Linked DNA regions of Homo sapiens: region 2 is linked to region 1. Evidence: chromatin contacts called from ENCODE Hi-C or POLR2A ChIA-PET data. All regions are on one chromosome and are shown on one strand. Each heading gives the region's core, a stretch centred on a gene start or an enhancer-like site at or near the end of the contact. The rest is flanking DNA. Distances are from core to core; before and after follow the strand shown.

Region 1 (6,628 bases), core at 3,065-5,564:
AATAAGTACTGGTGAATTGACCCACCCACTTATGATACAGAACTGTCTGACAAAGCTTTCTGCCATAATGGAAATAATCTACACATACATTGTCCAATATGATAGCCACAAACCACATGTGGCTACTAACAATTGAAATGTGATTAGTGATTTTATTCCTGTTTTTAAAAAATGCTTATTTATATCTTTTGCCCAATTATCTATTTACTTTTTTGTTTGCTTTGTTTTTTTGAGACGGAGTCTTGCTCTGTTGCCCAGGCTGGAGTGCAGTGGCGTGATCTCAGCTCACCACAACCTCCACCTCCCGGGTTCAAGCGATTCTCCTGTCTCAGCCTCCTGAGTAGCTGGGACTACAGGCCCATTGCAGGATGCCCGGCTAATTTTTGTATTTTTAGTAGAGACAGGGTTTCACTATGTTGGCCAGGCTGGTCTTGAATTCCTGACCTCGTGATCTGCATGCCTCAGCCTCCTAATGTGCTGGGATTACAGGTGTGTGCCACCATGCCTGGCCTATTTATTGGTTCTAATATTGATTTGTAGGCATGCTTTATATATTTTAGATACCAATACTTTGTCAGTTATGTGTGCTACAGATAGCTTCTCTAAGTTTGTATCTTGCCTCTTCACTTTCTTTAATTTTCTTTTTAAAAAAATTGAGATAGGGTCTTGCCATATTGTTCAGGCTTGTCTCAAACTCCTGGACTCAACAGATCTGCCTGTCTTGGCCTCCCAAAGTGCTGAGATTACAGGTGTGAGCCACCACACCTGGCTGCCTCTTCACTTTCTTCATGGTGTCTTCTGTTCTTAATTTTAATACAGTTGAATTTGTCTCTTATTTGTGTATTATTTTAAAACGGTTTGCATATTCTGAGCCTATAACATTTATCTTTTTAGGTTTTAAAGTTGTCTTTTACATTTAGGTCTTTAATCCACTGGAAATTTTTATGTTTGGCGTAAGGCAGGGATACAAGGTACAATTTCATTTTTCTCATGTGGATATTCACTTGTCTCTCCATTCTCCTTTCGCCATTTATCTGCAATGTCTTCTGTTTTATATTGCATTTCCAAACATGTGTGACTACGATTCTAAGCCCTTTAGTCTGTTTCACTGGTTAGTCTATTCCACACCAATGCCACACTAAATTTTACTTGCCGTAGTACTGATATTTGGTAGAGCAGGTCCTCAAATCTATCATCTATTCTTTCCTTCTTTATTATTATTATTTTTTTTTTTTTGAGACAGAGTATTGCTCTGTGGCTCAGGCTGGGGTGCAGTGGCGCATTCTCAGCTCACTGCAACCTCTGTCTCCTGGGTTCAAGCGATTCTCCTGCCTCAGCCTCCCAAGTAGCTGGGGTTACAGGTGCCCACCACCATGCCCAGTTTTTACATTTTTTAGGAGAGACGAGGTTTCACCATGTTGGCCAGGCTGCTCTTGAACTCCTGACCTCAAGTGATCCGCCCACCTCGGCCTCCCGAAGTGCTGGGATTAGAGGCGTAAGCCACCACACCCAGCCCTCATATCTATTTTTTTTCCATAATAATGTCAAGGTTATCCTTGGCCTTCTGCTCTTCTGAATGAATTTTAGAATCAGTTTGAAGTTTCCAAGAAATGCATTGACCCTATAGATAAATTTGGAGAGAACTGACAATCTTCACATCTATGAAACTGGGATATCTATTTAATTAGATTTTTTACTTTCTCCATAGTTGCTTAATTTTTTAATGTACTGATCACTTCTCCATCGATTTTTTCTGCAACAAAATTATTTCTAAGTTTTAAAAAATTTTAAATTCATTTTTTTTTATTTTTTTGAGATGGGGTCTCCCTCTGTTGCCCAGGCTGGAGTGCAGTGGCACGATCTTGGGCCACTGTAACCTCCACCTCCCAGGTTCAAGTGATTCTCCTGCTTCAGCCTCCCGAGTAGATGGGATTACAGGAGCGGGCCACCACGCCTGGCTTATTTTTTTGTATTTTTAGTAGAGATGGGGTTTCACCATGTTGGACAGGCCGATCTCGAACTCCTGGCCGCAGGTGATCTACCCGCCTCGGTCTCCCAAAGTGCTGGAATTACAGACGTGAGCTACCGTGCCTGGCCTTACATTTATTTCTACTTTTTAGAGACACGGTCTCGTTCTGTCTCCCAGGCTGGCAAGCAGTGGCACAATCATAGCTCTCTGCATACTCAAACACCAGGGCTCAAGCTATTCTCCTGCCTCAGCCTCTCAAGTAGCGGGGACTACAGGCATGAGTAACTGTGCCTAGACTAAAATTATTTCTAGATATTAAACAATATTATTTGCAGACTGCAGTGAATGGTCAGGAAACTTCATATATTTGCTGCACTGACTTGTTTCTGATTGGTTTCCTTAATTTATACAGCCAACAAATACTTATTAATAATAAGCTACCCCAGCCTGGCCAATATGACGAAACCTCGTCGCTACTAAAAATACAAAAAAAATTAGCCGGGCTTGGTGGTGGGCGCCTGTAGTCCCAGCTACTCAGGATGCTAAGGCAGGAGAATCGCTTGAACCCAGGAGGCGGAGATGGCAGTGAGCAGAGATCGCGCCACTGCACTTCAACCTGGGTGACAGAGCGAGACTCCGTCTCAAAACAAACAGTAATAATAATAATAAGCTACCTATGTGCCAGACTCTATGCTATGCACTGATGGGGAAAAAAAAATCCTCTACTATTCTACTCTCACCCTTGAAAAAACCATTGTCTCTCTTCTTTTCCTTCATTCCAGTGCCACCAAAAATATGCTCTATGTTTGAATCTTAACTTGAACAATTCTTCCCATCGGACAATCCATCATCCTCTGCACATTAAAACTTGAATGGTTCTTTTAATTTCACATGCTCTGAAGAGGAGACAGAAAGGGTAGCATTATGATACTTCTCTTCCTACAAGATCTGCACCTGTCGCAGTAGATAAATTCATTCAAGTCACTTACATAAACAATTTCAATCTTAGGACTTCAAAACCTCCCACGGGTATGTAAACTGCCCCAACAAAGAAAGAGGCAAGTATAACAAAAATGGCATAAACTATGGTTTCTGCATTAGGAAGTCTTAAGAAGCATTAAGAATTATTTAAGGCCGGGTGCGGTGGTTCATACCTGTAATTCCACCACTTTGGGAGGCTCAGGCGAGTGGATCACTTGAGGTCAAGAGTTCGAGACCAGACTGGCCAACATGGTGAAAACCCATCTCTACTAAAATACAAAAATTAGCCAGGCATGGTGGCACGCGCCTGTAGTCCCAGCTACTTGGGAGGCTGAGGCACGAGAATCGGCTTGAACCCGGGAGGTGGAGGTTGCAGTGAGCCTAGATCGCACCACTGCACTCCAGCCTGGGGGACAGAGCAAGACTCTGTCAAAAAAAAAAACACAAAAAACAAAAAACCACCTTAACTAGGAAACTGGTGAAAACTAGTCTTCTTAACTAGAAAATTGGCGGGGATTCCCTCAGATTGTACACCGGAAACTCAGGCTAGTCAGGTCTCAGAAATATAGGTCAGATTTCTAGGTCGGCCCGCCTACTCCCCAGCCTTCCAACATTAAGATCTCTCCAGGGCCTTCAAGCTCTGTCTTCATCTCTAAATCTACTCAGGTCTTTCATTCACTGCACAGTTACTTAGTACCTATGGTGTTGTCAAACATAGTGGCTAGAGGAAGGGAATACAAAAGCACAATGTCTGCAGTCAAAGGGGCTCACAGCAAGATTACGGTTTGTAAATACATAATTACTCCACAATGTGATAATCGATATCTTTCAAAACAGAAGGGTTGATTCAATCTTACAGGGAGTGACTGAGTTGGGTCTTACAAAGGATGAGCTTTGCAATTCAAGAAAAAAGAAAAAAAAGGCAGACCATTTCAGCAGAGAGAAAGAGAGAAAGGCGTGGTTAGGCGTGTGCTGGGAGCTGTTTGAGGTCAGTGAAGCTGGGGGTATGAGGAGGGCTCGCACCAGGTGGAGGTTGGGAAACCTCAGAGTTGCGGGAGAAATCAGAATCCAGGTCCCCTCAGCCTCCCTGGGGCCGCGCCCCATAGCCGGTTTCAGACCAGCCGCCCCGGCTCCAAGCCCCACTACAAGCCGGGAAACGCAAAACGGAGGCAACCTGGCCAAAGGCAGAGGCACCCCCCGCAAGACCCTGAGGACCCAAACTGGCCCAGCGGACTGCCCGCACCTTGCCAAGCAGCCGTCTCAGGCCCTCGCAGTCGAACTCCATCTCCAGGCCGGTCCCGAGCTAGGTCCCAGGACTCCAGCCCCCGGACCTTCTTCCGGACTTGCTGCAGGACGGAAGCCGCTGAGGACCAAACTTCCCGGCGGTCCAAGGCCCCGCCCCTTCCCAGACTGGAAATTCCACCCGCATTCAACGCCCCGGGCTCAGCCGCGGCTGCGCCCGGAATCCGGGGCCTCTCCTTCGTGACCCCGGAGTGGGCAAGTGACGAGGGCACGGCCAGAAACGCATTGGCGTCAAGGAAACCACGACCCATCTTCCTGGAAGGAAACTTGGGGACACTTATGAAGAGAAGACTAGGAAGGACCGGAGTAGAAGCACTAAAGGAGGTAGAGGCAACACGCGGTGTTCTTGAAGAGTTTCCAGACAGATGTATTAAATTCCACAGTGTATCAGGAAAGAGCAAGACCGAAAATTGCAGTTGAATTTAGGAAGGAGGCGGTAATGGAACTTCAGAAGCAAAATTTCAGGGAGTAGAAAGGAAAAACAAAGTCAGGAGGAGCCTTGCCGGAGAAGCGGAGATAGGACAGCCCCAGCATGAGGGTGGCTTAGCACGGGGAGAGTGGTTGCTTTTTTTATTTTTTTTAGGGGTGCCATAACAATGTTGGTGGTCAAAGAGAGGAGAAATCCAGGTGAACAAATAGTTGGAAAACAAGAGAGGAGGGAGATGGGTGGATAAGGTCATCTGGAGAAGGTGGGTGAAGAAGAGATGCAGGATACAGTAATTTTCTGGCGTTGTTTGATCTCCTTGGCCCATGGCTGACTTACCTGCCCTGTATCCCTGGCCTGAGCCACTGAAGCGAAAAGTCCCAGGAGCTGGATATTGTAATTGTCAAGAGGTTGGACATATAGGAGAGAGATTGTATTTATAGGAAGATCTGAAGGGAGTGCTGCCCTGACTCAGGAGAAGAAGCTGAAAAGCTGGAAGGAACATTCATTCAGAAAGTTTTTGTTGAGCATCTACTACTTGCCAGCTATTTTTCCAGGTCTCAGGATACAGCCGTGAACAAAATACACTCAGATAGCTGATGTCTTAAGGGTGTCATTCCTTTATTAGCAGAGAGAGAGCAAAACAATAAATGTAATAAGTAAATTATTCAGCATGTCAGAAGGTTGATTACGTGTTGTGGAGAATAAATTCTGAAAAGGGTAGGGAGATTGGGGTAGGTCTCACTGAGGGGTGAGGGAGTAAGTGTTACGAATCCGAGTGCAGACAAAGCAGTAGCCTAAGGCATGTGCCCAGGGAGGCTCAACACAGCAAGGAGGCCAGTGTGGCTGGAGTAGAATGAAGTAAGATGGGAGTGGAGACAAGGAGGCTAAGTCAGGGAAATAAGACGGGGGAACAAGTGGTTTAGAGAAGTGAGTCTTCTAGTGTGAGCCCCAGATCTGCAGCCTCAGGTGCTGGGAGTTGTTAGAAATGCAGATGCTAAGACCTCAACCCCAGCTTTATTCAATCACAGGCTCTGGGGTTGGGGACCAGCAATTCTCTTTTAACAATTCTTCCAGATGATTCTGATGGGTGATGAAGTCCAAGAACCACTGTGGGACTTTGTAGACAATTGTAAGGACTCTGGCCTGTCCCTGCCCTCCAGCCAGAGACCATCAGGAACACACCTGTGCTTAAACAAGTTGAGTTCATTATTAATAGTTCTTGCAGTGAGGAAGCAGGTGTTGTGGAGGACCATTGGGACAGCTTGGTGAGGGTGAGAGAACCTATTATAGAATTTGGGCGATTTGCGGGAGGGCTCAAGAAAGCCAGGCTTCACCCTGGATTGGGTGCTGTCAGAAAGCAGGGACATTTCTGTGACTAGGTATCTGAATAAGTATTGTCTATAAGATGGACAGACTAGAGTGAGGATAAAGCTATACCTAGTAAAGAAGCAGCAGTCACTCATAATAGCAGAGAAGGACGTTTGGTATTTCATGGCTTGCACAGTGACCTTGCTCTCTTGTCTCTGCTTAGACACAATTTTGAAATGGCCTTGTTGTTGTGTCCCTTTTTTATAGTCTGACTGACCTTGTCTCATGTTGGTGTTCTGTGAGATTATGTCCCACAGAAGAATAACTGGGCCAAGCTGTGAGCATCAGGCCAGCTTCTAACAACCCTGAAGTCTAGCTGTGTCAGACCAGCTCTCAGATGTCAGGGCCTGCCTCTTCCTTTCTCAGGCTTTTAATCTGGGAGAAAGAGAAAGCCACTGGGAGGTTTCGAACAGAACAGTGACATGATCTGACTGAGCTTTAAAAAAATATTAATAACTCTGCAGTGTTGTGAAGAGGCAGTAGTGTCAGGCAAGAGTAGGCCAGAAGACAAGGTAGGAGGAAGATTACAGAGAAAAGCTGATAGAAGGGCTGTTAAGTGCATCTCAGCCAGATCTAACCAA
Region 2 (7,251 bases), core at 2,255-4,754, 84 kb after region 1:
CAGTGGCTCACGCCTGTAATCCCAGCACGTTGGGAGGCTCCGGCAGGCGGATCACCTGAGGTCAGGAGTTCGAGACCAGCGTGGCCAACACGGTGAAACCCCATCTCTACTAAAAATACAAAAAATTAGCTGGGCGTGGTGGTGGGCACATGTAATCCCAGCTACTCAAGAGCCTGAGGCAGGGGAATCACTTGAACCCGGGACGCGGAGGTTTCAGTGGGCCAAGATCGTGCCATTGCTCTCCAGCCTGGAGGACAAAAGTGAAACTCTGCCTCAGAAAAAAAGAAACAAAGAAAAAAAAGAAAAAGAAAAAAATGCATAGTCCTACTCATAATTGAATTAGTCAACCTAAAATGAGTTCTTTTCCATCTCTCAGATTGGCAAAAATTTAAATATGAAAAAGATTACTAATACTGTGTTGTGGAAGTGTGAGAAAATACTATGTAGAGCAGAGACTGGTCACAGAAATTCAGGGACTGGAGTTTTTAAGGTTAATTTGGTGGGTAGAGTCTCAGGAAGTGGGGAATGCTAATTGGTCAGGTTGGAGATGAAATCATAGGGAGCTGAAGCTGTCCTCTTGCGCTGAGTCAGTTCCTGGGTGGGGGCCACAAGACCAGATGAGCCAGTTTATTGATCTGGGTGGTGTCAGCTGATCCATCGAGTACAGGATCTGCAAACTATCTCAAGCACTGATCTTAGGTTTTACTGTAACCTAAGATGTTATCCCCGGGAGCAATTTGGGGAGGTTTAGAATATTGCAGTCTCCAGCTGCATCTCTCAGACTGGCAAAAATTAAAATATCAAAAAAGATTACTAGTACTCTGTTGTGAAAGTGTGAGAAAATACTATGTGAGTAGAGACTGGTGCATCCTCTTTGGATTAATATCAAAAGAAGAGATGCACATAGCCTTTAATCAATGACGTAACTCCCAGGGATTTATCAGACAGATTTACTCTCCCTTAGATGTGGAGACATAAGAGGTTGTAAGTGCAACCTGGAGCTGGGTTGCTAGTCCATAAAGCACCTTGGATATCAATGTCGACTCCGCCAGCTGTGATGTCACTTGACCAATGGGAGGAGAGAGGGGAAGCGCTGGCTTAGGGAGCTGAATGTTGTCCACTCCCTCTCCCTGCCCTCTACAGCTTTTTCCCCCCAGCTGTGGCTGCTCTGGGAAGCAGAAGTAAATATTGATTTTTAGAACCATCTAGACCTGATGTCAAATCTGGTTCTGTCACTTACTTGCTGTGTGACCTTGTCCTAGCAAGTTCACCTCTCATTTTATTTTATTTTATTTTATTTTGATATGGAGTCTCGCTCTGTCGCCCAGGCTGGGTGCAGTGGCGCAATCTCCGCTCACTGCAAGCTCCGCCTCCCGGGTTCACGCCATTCTCCTGCCTCAGCCTCCCAAGTAGCTGGGACTACAGGCGCCTGCCACCACGCCCGGCTAATTTTTTGTATTTTTTGTAGAGACGGGGTTTTGCCATGTTGTCCAGGCTGGTCTCAAACTCCTAACCTCAGGTGATCCACCCACCTCGGCCTCCCAAAGTTCTGGGGTAACAGGCGTGAGCCATCACATCTGGCCTCACCTCTCCTTTTCATTCATTTGATGATACATGTATTCAAAAATATTTATTGAGAATTTACTACTAGGCACTGCAATTTTGTGGTGAACAAGACAAAGTCTCTTTATCTCTTAGAACTTTCAGGCATGCAGGGTTGTTGGGGAGACACAATAAACAAGAAAACTAATAAATGGTGTAATATGGAAATGGTAGTAGATACTAAAAAGACAATAAGATAAGATGGTTGGGTATGGTGGCTCACGCCTGTAACCCCAACCAAGGCAGGAGGATCTCTTGAGCCCAGGAGTTTGAGACCAGCCTGGGAAACATAGTGAGACCTTGTCTCTACTATAAACAAAAAATTAGCTGGTGTGGTGGTGTGCACCTGTGGTCCCAGCTACTTGGGAGGCTGAGGCAGGAGGTATCACCTCAGCCCGAGAGGTGGAAGCTGCAGTGAGCCGTGATGGTGTCACTGCATTCCTGCCTGGGCAACAGAGTGAGACCCTGTCTCAAAACAAAAAACAAACAAAAACAATAAAATAAGATAAAATGATACAGTGACCAGGGATGTTGCTTATATGTAATAGGAGATGACAATTCTGTTTCACAGGGTTGACATCAAAATTACATAAGATACTACATATGAAGCACTTAGCATTGTGCCCGAGACAGGGTATTAATTATGGTAACAATTACTGAATGTTTGTAATGTGCTAGACACTGTTCCAAGTACTATGGGTAGACTAACTCATGTAATGACCTTGTTTTCCAGATAAGGAAACTGAAGCACAGGTAGGCTGAATTACTTGCCTAAAGTCAGGGAATTAGCAGAGGATAGAACTGTGACATTCTGGCCTCAGAGCCTACAGTTTTAACTGTTTTATTAAATATTAGTGTCTGTCTGTCTTTCATATCTTGATTAAAGGGGGCTGGAGGGCCCCGAGGAGGGCATGCTCAAATCTGTAGGAGGTGTGGGGGTTGGAGGCCAGGTGGAACCTAAGGCAGCTTGTGGAGCAAATGCAAGGGCACTGGAAGGTGAGTCACCATGTAACCTGGTGATGCTACTATATGACAAGAAAGTGAGAATTGAGGATAATGGAGTTATGAGATAATGGAATAAAGAAGGTGTCTTACTTGGCTCAGGCTCTGGCTGCGATAACAAAATATAGTTGACCCTTGAACAACATGAGTTTAAACTGTGCAGGTCCACTTATATATGGGATTTTTCCCCCATAAATACACTGAAAAATTTTTTTGAGATTTGCGACTATTTAAACATACAGATCAGCCAGGCATGGTGGCTCATGCCTGTAATGCCAGCACTTTGGGAGGCCGAGGCGGGTGGATCACCTGGCATTAGGAGTTTGAGACCAGCTTGGCCAACATGGTGAAACCCCATCTCTACTAAAAATACAAAAATTATCCAGGTGTGGTGGCGCATGCCTATAGTCTCAGCTACTTAGGAGGCTGAGGCAGAAGAATTGCTTGAACCCAGGAGGCAGAGGTTGCAGTGAGCCAAGATTGCGCCACTGCACTCCAGACTGGGTGACAGAGTGAGACTCCATCTCAAAAATAAAAATAAAAAAATAAAAATAAAATAAAAATACAGATGAACCATGTAGCCTGGAAATAAATATAAAAAATAAGAAAAAGTTAGGTATGTCATGAATACATAAAATACATGTAGATATTAGTCTATTTTATCACTTACTACCATAAAATACACACAAATCTATTATAAAAAGTTAAAGTTCATAAAAACATATACACACATAGACAGCACATGGCGCCATTTGAAGTCAAGACAAACGTATGTAAATGTAAAGATGCAGTATTAAATCATAATTGTATGCAATAACAGTAGGATATATTATACTACTATAATAATTTCCTAGCCACTTCCTGTTGCTGTTGTGGTGAGCTCAAGCATGGTGAGTACCCACTTAAAACAGTGTGTGACGCTGATCTCTGAGTGAGCAAGTGAGTAGTTAATCTCTCCAGGAAATTATACATCACAGTAAAAAGTGATTTCTTAGGGCGAGCGAGGTGGCTCACGCCTGTAATCCCAGCACTTTGGGGGGCTGAGGTGGGTGGATCACCTGAGGTCAGGAGTTTGAGACCAGCCTGGCCAACATGGCGAAACCCCATCTCTACTGAAAATACAAAAAATTAGCTGGGCATGATGGAAGGCGCCTGAATTTCCAGCTACTTGGGAGGCTGAGGCAGGAGATTTGCTTGAACCCGGGAGGTGGAGGTTGTAGTGAGCCAAGATCACGCCACTGCACTCCAGCCAGGGCGACAAGAGTGAAACGCTGTCTCAAAAAAAAAAAAGTAATTTCTTCTTGTTCTGCTGTTTTTTCTTTTATTTTTTTTGTTTTTGTTTTTGAGACAGAGTCTCACTCTGTCACCTGGGCTGCAGTGCAGTGGCGAAATTTCTGCTCACTGCAACCTCCGCCTCCTGGGTTCAAGCAATTCTCATGCCTGAGCCTCCAGAGTAGCTGGGATTATAGGTGTGTACCACCTCGCCTGGCTAATTTTTTTTTTTTTTTTTTTGAGACGGAGTCTCGCTCTGTTGCTAGGCTGGAGTACAGTGGTGCGATCTCGGCTCACTGCAACCTCCGCCTCCCGGGTTCAAGCCATTCTCCTGTCTCAGCCTCCTAAGCTGGGACAATAGACATGCGCCACCATGCCCAGCTCATTTTTGTATTTTTGGTAGAGATGGGGTTTCACCATGTTGGCCAGGATGGTCTCAATCTCTTGACCTCAAGTGATCCACCTGCCTCGGCCTCCCAAAGTGCTGGGATTACAGGCGTGAGCCTCCGTGCCCGGCTAATGTTTGTATTTTTAACAGAGACGAGGTTTCACCGTGTTGGCCAGGCTGGTCTCAAACTCCAGACCTCAGGTGATCCACCTGCCTCAGCCTCCCAAAGTGCTGGGATTACAGGCGTGAGCCACTGCGCCCGGCCGCTTTTGACTTCTTTTACGACATGGACCTTTCTGTGATACAGAGACTGAAACTAAAGCATATGGTTGGAGAAGGATTGGTATTGTATAGACAAAAAATTTAGAGAAATGAAAAAGCAAAAAAGACAAATTACAACGTATTTTCATAAAGTTTCACCAAGTGTGCCTGCCTCTCTTGTTTCCCCTTTCACCTCCTTTAGCTTTGTCATCCTTGAGACAACAACACCAACTGCTCCTCTTCCCCTACCTCCTCAGCCTACTCACTGTGAGAATGATGAGAATGAAGGCCTTTATGGTGACCCTCTTCCACTTAATGAATAGTATATATATTTTACCTTCCTTATGATTTTCTTAATAACATTTTCTTTATTCTAGCTTACTTTGTAAGAATAAAGTATATAATACATATAACATACAGAAGATGTGTTAACTTACTGTTTATGTTATCGGTAGGGCTTCTGGCCAACAGTAGGCTAGTAGTTATGTTTTGGGGGAGTCAAGAATTATATGTGGATTTTTGACTATATGGTGGGTTGGTTCCCCTCACCCTTGCGTTGCTCAAGGGTCAACTGTATTATACACTGGATGGCTTAAAAAACAGACATTATTTTCTCACTGTTCTGGAGGCTGGAAGTCCAAGATCGCGGTGTCAGCATAGTTGAATTCTGGTGAGGGCTTTCTTCCTCACATGGTTTGGGGTCAGGGGAGTGAGAAATCAAAAGAAGCTTTCTGGTGTCTCTTATTATAAGGGCACTAATCCAACATGAGCACCCCACACTCATAACCTCATCTAATCCTAACCTCCTCCCGTAGGCCCCATCTCCAAATACCAGCACATTGGGCATTAAGGCTTCCACATATAAATTTTGGGGGATCACAATTCAGTCCCTAGCAGAGGGGATTGACAGGACCTGTGGAATTTATTGCCAGAATCATCTGGATCCACAAATCTCTCCCTGGTCAGGAAGATAGCAGATGAAACACGATAGGAAAAATATCAAGTCCTGAATTTAGATCCAGAAAACTGTGAAGTACAGGATGGAAGAAAATATTTTGGAATTTAATTAACTGCAACCTCAGCCTAAGGCAGCAAGGACAATGTGACCATCAAAAGAGCTGACTCTTCCCCTCTGGTCACATGCAAGCACTATTTTTTTTTTTTTTTTTTGAGATGGAGTCTTGCTCTGTGGCCCAGGCTGGAGTGCAGTGGCTTGATCTCGGCTCACTGCAACCTCCGCCTCCTGGGTTCAAGCGATTCTCCTGCCTCAGCTGGGATTACAAGCGCGTGACACCATGCCTGGCTAATTTTTGTATTTTTAGTAGAGACGGGGTTTCACCATGTTGGCCAGGCTGGTCTTGAACTCCCGACCTCAGGTGATCCACCCACCTCGGCCTCCCAAAGTGTTGGGATTACAGGGGTGAGCCACCGTGCCCAGCCTCTCATACCACTTTCTAAGGTCACGGCTTAGGTAGCTTGGTTGCCATGTCCAAACAAATCTTGCCATCTGCAACCTTCTTCCCCAGATATTTCCCAACAGCCTCAGTTGTCCTATTGCTTGTGTACTTTATGAAACACTGATATATTAATTTTAACTATTACCTAACTTACTGCAATACATTAGGCCTTTGTATAGATAGAAAGTGTCAAGGGTCAAGAAAAATGCATGAAATAAAAATTAAAGGCTGACCCACTGTGCTCGGCCAGTGATTTATATTATATTCTTTATGCTTTATTATGCTTTCTAAAGTTCTCATAATCTGTATATACATTACTTTTTTTTTTTTTTGAGGTGGAGTTTCCCTCTTGTTGCCCAGGCTGGGATGCAATGGCGCAGTCTCGGCTCACTGCAACATCTGCCTCCCAGGTTCAAGTGCTTCTCCTACATCAGCCTCCCAAGTAGCTGGGATTACAGGTGCCCGCCACCACACCTGGCTATTTCATTTATTTATTTATTTATTGTAGTTTTGGTAGAGATGGGGTTTCACCATGTTGTCCAGGCTGGTCTCAAACTCCTGACCTCAGGTAATCCACCCACCTTGGCCTCCCAAAGTGCTGAGATTACAGGCGTGAGCCACCACGCCCAGCCTATGTTACTTTCATAACCATAAAAGTTCTTTATAATAGCCTGTAAGGCAAAAAATATTTCCCCTAAGTTTTGAAAAGGGCCATACTGCAATGATAGAATCATGATACTGGAAGGAACTGCTTAAAAATCTTTTGAATGGGTCTTCATGCCTCCCCTCCACACTCCACTGTCACTACTCCAGTTCAGATCTTCTGCATTCTTTTTGTGGACTATTGCAACAGCTTCCTAATTGCTCTCCTTACCTCCAGTACTGACTATGCCCTCCCATTCTCCACATTGGTTGCTGCTGGAATGATCTTTCTACAATGAAAATCTGATAATTCACCTCCTATCTGAAAATCTTCATGGCTCCCATGAACTTCATCGCAAAGTTGAAACTCTAGCAGAGCAGGCCCACCACAATCTGGTCCTCAAACACACACCTCTTCCTGCTTCCTTGCCCACCATTCTCCCTGGTACCCTAAGCTCCAGACACACCTAGTCATTTTCTGTCACTCCTCTGCATCTTTGCACACATGTGATATTCTGGCTGGTAAACCCTGCCTTTTTTTTTTTCTTTTTTTTTTTTTTTGAGATGGAGTTTTGCTCTTTGGCCCAGGCTGGAGTGCAGTGGTGTGATCTTGGCTCACTGCAACCT

The links. A loop is a pair of places that touch in the nucleus more often than their neighbours do. ChIA-PET counts read pairs that join two places held with the same protein, here RNA polymerase II (POLR2A). Pooled maps may share reads with other maps.
Region 2: a loop to region 1 is called in a pooled map, with 4 times the contacts of the local background. The contact joins the enhancer-like site here to the promoter of UEVLD in region 1. A Hi-C loop is called at or near these places in 3 of 50 pooled maps. POLR2A ChIA-PET finds 5 or more read pairs at or near these places in 4 of 52 experiments (OCI-LY7, Panc1, activated CD4-positive, alpha-beta memory T cell and 1 more).

What each region holds. Positions count from the first base shown.
Region 1 is chr11:18,584,420-18,591,047 of GRCh38, forward strand. UEVLD (UEV and lactate/malate dehyrogenase domains) reads right to left here and starts at 4,315. Exons shown (of 12, transcript NM_001040697.4): 1 at 4,194-4,315. The coding sequence starts at 4,235. LOC112268073 (a long non-coding RNA gene) reads right to left here. Exons shown (of 4, transcript XR_002957242.2): 3 at 6,117-6,422; 4 at 5,674-5,861. RefSeq lists enhancers at 3,363-3,472, 3,873-4,022, 4,063-4,122, 4,183-4,477, 4,383-4,432.
Region 2 is chr11:18,668,872-18,676,122 of GRCh38, forward strand. No RefSeq gene overlaps it. Among named protein-coding and RNA genes, the nearest start is that of TMEM86A, 26 kb to the right of the region's middle. RefSeq lists an enhancer at 1-86. Within about 2 kb of position 3,505, at least 2 of the 41 ENCODE cell types and tissues checked have a DNase peak (open chromatin) inside an H3K27ac peak, as active enhancers do.